Linked DNA regions of Homo sapiens: region 1 is linked to region 2. Evidence: read pairs that join two places in POLR2A ChIA-PET (ENCODE). Cell type or tissue: B cell. All regions are shown on one strand.

What was found. Peaks named below come from ENCODE experiments on the same cell type or tissue, not always from the same donor. Only the 100,000 strongest peaks of a DNase experiment are listed, where the experiment ranks them.
Region 1: POLR2A ChIA-PET joins it to region 2 with 5 read pairs; 1 of 35 experiments calls an interaction of 5 or more read pairs at or near these places.

The regions. Positions count from the first base shown.
Region 1 is chrX:72,237,059-72,241,058 of GRCh38, reverse strand. It overlaps ERCC6L (ERCC excision repair 6 like, spindle assembly checkpoint helicase), which reads left to right and starts at 2,032. Exons shown (of 2, transcript NM_017669.4): 1 at 2,032-2,215. The coding sequence starts at 2,148. It also overlaps a transcript of PIN4 not described here. RefSeq lists an enhancer at 2,101-2,250. In B cell, no CTCF peak of the experiment used is centred here; a DNase peak (open chromatin) is centred at 1,978; H3K4me3 peaks cover 1,044 bases.
Region 2 is chrX:72,093,331-72,097,330 of GRCh38, reverse strand. All of the region lies in intron 1 of NHSL2 (NHS like 2), which reads right to left. Among named protein-coding and RNA genes, the nearest start is that of RTL5, 37 kb to the left of the region's middle. In B cell, no CTCF peak of the experiment used is centred here; DNase peaks (open chromatin) are centred at 30 and 2,230; H3K27ac peaks cover 579 bases.

The sequences.
Region 1 (4,000 bases), 140 kb before region 2:
TCTTTCCAGTGTGACACAGCGAAACGGCACAGATTTGTGTCCATATGGACCTAGTATTGAATTCTGGCTCTGCTGCTTCCTAGCTCAGGAAGCTTAGATGAAGTCAATTTATCTCTCTGAGCCTGTTTCCACATCTGAAAAATGTGGATAATAGTATACTAAAAGGCCTCTTAATAAAGGCCTTAAAGTCATACAAACCAGGAAAATAGCCCATGTTCTCCAAGATCCCCCACCTCCCCCCAACCCTTTTCTTTTTTTTGAGATGGAGTCTTGCTCTGTCGCCCAGGCTGGAGTGCAATGGCACGATCTCAGCTCACTGCAACGTCTGCCTCCTGGGTTCAAGCGATTCTTCCACCCCAGCCTCCCGAGAAGCTGGGATTACAGGCACCCGCCACCATGCCCAGCTAATTTTTGTAGAGACGGGGGTTTCACCATTTGGCCAGGCTGGTCTTGAACTCCTGACCTCAGGTGATCCGCCCGCCTCGGCCTCCCAAAGTGCTGGGATTACAGGTTCAGTGAGCCACTGAACCCGGCCTCCAACATTCCTTTTAACTCATAACGGTCTATAAATTTTATGAAAAGCTTAAAATTCTCTGGACATATGATGTATGACTGGGCCAATAGGTGAGTTTTCCAATACTGAATGCTAAATTAGTGTCTTGAGGAGTCATGTCTGTGTTCTTAACAGTATATGAACAAGGACAATTTTTGTTGGCCCACAACCTCCTATTTAGTGTCACCCAAGCAAGCCACTTAAACTCAATCACATTTCCTTAAGCTCTAGGCTCTGCCTTCTTTTTAGGCTCTGCATTTGAAAATGACTGTATCTTAGTTGGTGCTTCTGAAGAAATGATGACCACAGCACTACTTCTTTTTTTTTAAATTATTTTTGTCTTCCTTTTATTATACCAAGTATGTGAACCTAGTTACTTATTTCTTAAATAAGAACTTTAATTTTTTTTTTTTTTTTGAGATGGAGTCTTTCTCTGTCACCCAGGCTGGAGTGCAGTGGCATGATCTTGGCTCACTGCAGCCTCCACCTCCAGGGTTTGAGATTCTTGAAGACCCTTCTCTCTTTCTCTCTCTCTTTTTAAGAAAATAAATACAGCATAACGCCCTGTGGAGAAGAAAAAAATTTTTTTTAAAGAGACGGGAGTCTCACCATGTTGCCCAGGCTGGTCTCGAACTCCTAAGTGCAAGTGATCCTCCCACCTTAGCCTCCCAAAAGGCTAGGATAACAGGCGTGAGGCACTGCACCCAGCCTTTTTTTTTTTTTTTTTTTTTTTTGAGATGGAGTCTCGCTTTGCCACCCAGGCTGGAGTGCAGTGGTGCAATCCCGGCTCACTGCAACCTCCACCTCCTGGGTCCAAGCGATTCTCGTGCCTCAGCCACCCGAGTAGCTGGGACTGCGGGCGCCCGCCACCACGCCCGGCTAATTTTTTGTATTTTTAGTAGAGACGGGGTGTCACCATTTTAGCCAGGTTGGTCTCGAACTCCTGACCTCACGTGATCCGCCCGCCCCGGTCTCCCAAAGTGCTGGGATTACAGGCGTGAACCACCGCGTCTGGTCGCTTCTTCAATGTTAGTTTAAATCACAGGGACTATGCCTCCCAGGGTGTTTGAATTCAAAGCACGGTCAGTGCCAGGTACTGGCGATCAAGGAAGGGAAGATATCTGTGGATGCGGGGCAGGGTATGGTTGGGGGACGCAGGCGTTGGAGATCTCCAGGGGTCGCCGCAATGACTGGGATCATATCGGGCAGTCTCCTCCACTCACAATGATGGCACACGCACGCGCGAACGAATTGGCTGCAGCATGGTTTGAATTGGATTGAAACGCGAGGGATCACAGACTGAGGCAGCACACTCCGTGTCTCGAAGGCAGAGATCACCTTCTGCTTCCCGGCGCGCGTAGGCGCAGGCGCCCACCGTCATGGGCGGGGCTCAGGCGGAGGCGTCGCAGCGCGTGGTCGCGGATTGGCCGGCCGCGAGGCCGTCGGTTGGCTGTGTCCCTCTCCACGGCGCACAGAGCATGCGCGGGGCGGGAGTGAGCGAAATTCAAGCTCCAAACTCTAAGCTCCAAGCTCCAAGCTCCAAGCTCCAAGCTCCAAACTCCCGCCGGGGTAACTGGAACCCAATCCGAGGGTCATGGAGGCATCCCGAAGGTTTCCGGAAGCCGAGGCCTTGAGCCCAGAGCAGGCTGCTCATTACCTAAGGTATGTCTGGACCGCTGGGCGGGTCTAGCTAACCGACCTGGCCCAGGGTGGAGGTGGGGTGGCCCCCGGATCCTCCTGGGGACCCGAACTGTTGAGGCGGAGCCTTTTGAGACGCGCGCTCGCGCTCTTCTCGCAGTAGGGTGTGGGAGTCAGCTCTGGATGTTTGACCAGATTTCTAAAACCTGAGGAGACCCCGATGCCTCTTCTTTTGGGCAAATGACCCTCCAGTATGGTCTCCTTAAAAGCCAGAGGAGCCTTAATTAATCAAGCCCTTCTTGATTCTTTTCAGCTTATCAAGCCCTAAGTCTAGGGGATACAGAGATGAGTAAAACAAGGTCCCCGCCCCCAAATTGTTTGTAATCTAGTAGTGGAAACGGATCTGTAAAGCAATAATTACTAGGTTTGATAAGTGCTGTAAGAGGTATAATGTACGTGCAGGGCACAGTGTTGGCATAAAAGAGGGAATGGCCAACTACAAGGGTGGTCAGCTAAGGGATGGCGTGGCAAGAGGAGACATTTGAGCTAGGCGTTGAAAAATGAGTAAACATTCACCAGTTGGCTAAGGGTGGGGGGCGTGGTAATGTTGGGATGAGAATTTAAATTTTTTCTTAAATTGTGGTAAAGTACACATAACATAAATTTTATCTTTTTGTGCAGAAACTGGGTTTTATGAAAAATAAAGTTTATCATCCTAACCATTTTTAAATGTACAGTTCAGTAGTGTTGACTACATTCATATTGTTGTGCAGCCGTCCGTCATCTCCAGAACTTTTCTCATGTGGCAAAACTGAAACTACTCCCATTAAACAAACTCCCCATTTCCCCCTCCCTTCAGCCCCTAGCAACCATTATTCTGTCTCTGTGAATTTTACTGCTTTAATTTTTTTTGAGACAGGGTCTTGCTGTGTCGCCCAGACTGGAATTCAGTGGCCTGATCATAGTTCACTGCAGCCTCGAACTCCTGGGCTCAAGCAGTCCTCCTGCCCCAGCCTCCCTAGTAGCTGGGACTTAAGGTGGGTGCCACCATGTCCAGCCAATTTATTATTTTACTATTGTTGTTTTATATATATTTTTAGAGACAGGGTCTGGCTCTGTCACCCAGGCTGGAGTGCAGTGGCGCGATCTCTAACTCAGCTCACTGCAACTTCCATCCCCCGGGGCTCATGCGATCCTCCCACCTGTTTCCGGAGTAGCTGGGACCACAGGCGCACACCACCACACCCAGCTATTTTTTTTTTTTCTTTTTTTGATACAGTCTCGCTCTGTCACCCAGGCTGGAGTGCAGTGGCGCGGTCTGGGCTCACAGCAAGCTCCGCCTTCCGGGTTCACGCCATTCTCCTGCCTCAGCCTCCCGAGTAGCTGGGACTACAGGCGCCCGCTAACACACCCGGCTAATTTTTTGTATTTTTGGTAGAGACGGGGTTTCACCGTGTTAGCCGGGATGGTCTCAATCTCCTGACCTCGTGATCCGCCCGCCTCGGCCTCCCAAAGTATTTTTTTTGTGTTTTTAGTAGAGACAGGGTCTCGCCATGTTGCCCAGGCTGGTCTCAAACTCCTGAGTTCAAGCAATCCTCCTGCCTCGGCCTCCCAAAGTGTTGAGATTACAGACGTGGGCCACCATGCCAGGCCTTTCATTTAGATTTTTCCAATTGTTTGCCATTATACTTTTGTTGTAATAGGCAGCCTTTGTGTGAATTTTTGTGCACTTCGTAACTGAGTGTACACTTTGGAATTCCGATTGCTGGGTCTTAGGGAATGTGTATTTAAAATTGCCATTCAAGAAAA
Region 2 (4,000 bases):
AATGATATATGTGAAATTCCCCTGGAAGCTGTAAAGCATAGTTAACTGCGGTTAAGTGTGGTTAACTGTTATGAAACTTAAGTTTGTCTGTGGCCCTTCCCATTTCTTCCCCTTTTGGGCCCTCTTCTCTTCCAACCTGTTGGTACAAAAACTACTGGGCCCAAGGTTTGAAAGGAATCCAATTCAAAGAACATATGTTGGTCCCAGAAGAGATCACCTAGACTGAAGAACGTTTTCAGCATCCTAAGTTAATGGTAACTCAGCTATTTTTAAAGTAATATCCCATTCAAAAATTGGAGGGCTAGGAAGAGATTTGTTAAATTATACAAAATTACAGCTGGGGAGGAGGAAAAAGTTCTAGTGTTCTATGCCATTGCAGGATGACTATAGTTAAAAATCACGTATCATTTCTAGGCATGGTGGCATGTGCTTGTAGTCCCAGCTACTCGGGAGGCTGAGGCAGGACGATCGCGTGAGCCCAGGAGTTTGAGTCCAGCCTGGGCAACACAGTGAGACCCAGTCTCTAAAAGAAGAAAGAATTAAAAAACCCAAATGATAATATATAGTTTCAAATAGCTAGAAGGAGGATACTGAATGTTCCCAACACAAAGAAATGATAAATGTTTGAGATAATGGGTATGCTAATTACCCTGATCTGATCACTATACATTATCTGTATACCCCATGTATATGTACAAATAATTACATTTGTCAATTTTAAAACAACTTAAAAATTGGAAGCAAACAATTTACCTTTAAGAGGAATTCTGCGTTCAACATAAAGCTAGAATGCCATATATTATCCTATACAATTTTTAAGTACTAAATGCTTTTTTCAGATTAAGTCTAGCAAGCTGATTTCTGGACTGAAGGACTGACATCATACTGCTCTACAGAGGCGAGATAAGGAGAAATGGACCCTCCATACATTGTACCTCACCAGCCTTGGGATTGGCTTTATGGGCTCCAGTGGCCCAAGTCCTGGGGACACAGTTAGCTAAAATATCTCCTTGCCTCTTCCTCACTCCCAAAAGTTAGTCCGTCACCAAGTTCCGTTGATTCTACTTACCAAATCTGTCCAGAATCTGGCCATTTCTTACCATCAGCACTGCCACCACCCTAGACCAAGCCACTATTGCAGGCAGAAGTCTCCTAAGTGGCCTCCCAGCCCCCTCTCCTGCCCTCTGGCTCTACGAAGCAGCCACAGTCAGCTTTTTAAAAGAGCAGCCCTACTGCATCTCCCTTCTGCTTGGACCTCGGATGAGGAGATCTTTGGCTAATATGTCTACCCCTGTGACCTGAAAGCTCAGGGTGCCAGCAGGAACCCTGTCTGTTTTGATGACCACTGTAATCTCAGGCCTGGCCTCATGCCTGGCATGTAGTAGACACTTATTTGTTGAATGAAGGAATGGATTTTAGCAGTGCACATTTGTACAGTGCTTTAAAGGTAACAAAAACTTCATTTGATGCTCAGAATAACCCTGTCATAACCCTGTGTTATTGCTCTCATTTTGCAGATGAGGAAATTGAGGCTCAGAGCATTGCCTATGTTGGCAGAGTTAATGCAGAGCATATTGAAATCCAGGTCTATGGGGGTCAAAAGCCCATGCCTTTCTGGCTAAACCCCTCAGAGAGCTACGGGAGTGTGGAGGGCATGGAGTTGAGAGGCACTTTGATATTTCTTGGCTGTATAAGGGGCTACTTTACTCAGGCCTTCAGGGCCCTAGAGGCAAGTCCTGTGGGGATTCCCTGCCAACCAGCCCGGGAGGACAATGGATTCTAAATCAGGCTTTCCTGGATGACTACTCTAACTACAGTGACCTTATTTTCTGAATCTCAAATCAGAATTCTTGGTCTGACAAACAGAATAAAATACTTGAAACTGGGACTTTTCTGGAAAATCCAGGGCACAGAGTTGCTGTACCTATACCACATGGCAGCTACATAATGGGCACTTCTTGGCAAATTCTGACCCAGACACCTTGGTCTATCACATCTCAAGAAGATTTCTTTTACATAACAAAAGCTGTTTTCTGGGCCTCACCCCAAATTCTTTCCATCTACATTTCTTGTTTGCTCGTTTAATTACTTCCCTTACTTGCTCTTATCTTTCCTGTTTACAGCTTTCTTCTCAGTCTGCCCGAAAGAGCTTCTAGGTCCTGCTTGCTGATGGATGCTATAAGCGATTGAGAGAAATCATAAGCAAAAGTGCTTGGGAACCATGGCAACAGGGGCCATGGCAACAGGGGCCAAGCACTGAGAGACAGCCCTTCCTGGTTTCTGTTTTAGACCAAGTGGTGCTGATAAGGCCTGATGGTCCCATTGTGTCTGCTAATCAGGCAACACTGTTAGCAGGAGGCATTATGGCAAAATTCTGGTTTCAGAAAGAGCTTTGCAATGCTCTTGCTTTACTGCACCCTGCGTTGCAATGGTGGGCTCATGGTAAAGGGCATTGCCAAATCCAGGGTTGAATCTAAAATTTGCCCCAATTACTCCTCACATGTGGTTCAAGTATACTTAGAGCTCCATGATGGACAGGCAGGCAGGTCCCAGTGTTAGGGTGACAACTGCAAAAATTTGGTTATCATTCTCTTGGGCCTGGAAGTCGAGAATCATAAGGTTACTCAAGCAATAGATCCTAAGGATTTATACTGATGTCTGGGAGAGAAGGGGCTCTTAGTGAATTGGGGTGCAAAGTCTCTTCCCATGGAGGTTATCCATCTCTCTGATGTACCAGGTGCCCTTGAACAAAAGGGTGGGCTCTGGAGGGGCTGTGAACCTGCCCTGCCTTTTTCTTGTCTTGTTTTTTTTTTTAGATGACGAACTCTTTCAAGCATATGAAAAAATATCAGGAACAAATTCATTTCCCTTTATTTGCCCCAGAACATTTTTCCTAAAGAAATAAAATACTACAGCTTGAGTCAAAGCCCCCTGCATGTTTTGAAATGTGCTATGTATGTGCTCATAAACAATAAACTATACAGTATGGGTTGTATGTTCTTAAACTGTATAAATTGCATCAAATTGTCCATACCATTCTTTGCCATCATGAACATTCACAGCATATATGCCATCATTCACCTGTCTCAGAGTTTCTCTAGGGTATAGACCTAGGAGTGCAATAACCGAGGTAAAGGGTGGAAGTGTAACTTCTTAAGCCTTTTTGAGGGTAATATTCTGGTACTTATTTAAAGTAACTATTTATACACTGTTGGATGCTGTAACTGCACTTTCATAAAGCTATACTAGGGCTGGGCACGGTGGCTCACACCGGTAATCCCAGCATTTTGGGAGGCCAAGGCAGGTGGATCACCTGAGGTCAGGAGTTTCAGACCAGCCTGGCCAACATGGTGAAACCCCGTCTCTACTAAAAATACAAAAATTAGCCAAGCGTGGTGGAGCACACCTGTAATCCCAGCTACTCGGGTGGCTGAGGCAGGAGAATTACTTGAACCCAGGAGGTAGAGGCTGCAGCGAGCTGAGATCATGCCACTGCACTCCAGCCTGGGCAACAGAGAAGAGTAGGTTTTGAAAGAAAGAAAGAAAGGAAAAGAAAGAAAGAAAGAAAGAAAGAAAGAAAGAAAGAAAGAAAGAAAGAAAGAAAGAAAGCAAGCAAGCTATACTAGGGGAATATTCACACACACGCACACAGATATAAGTCCAAGGATGTTCATTGCTCCATTGCTAGTAATAAGGTGAAAATGGAAGCATCCTCAACATCTATCAATGGAAGGTGAGGCAGACAACCTGTGGGTCACCCACCCTATAGAATACCTTGGACTTTGGAAGGAAGCAGGCCCTTTCTCAGCCATCTCCTTGACTCCTGGATTGAAGAAATAATGTTGCTCACAGCACAAGGCCAGGTATTCAGGAAATGACTGGTAACTGCTTGTGTATTGGATGGAGATAACCTGACTACTGCCATGTAGGGACCTGGCCAAGGTTCTACATCTGCAGAGAAACCACCTTTCCTGGCAACAAATTCCAATATATCTGGGTA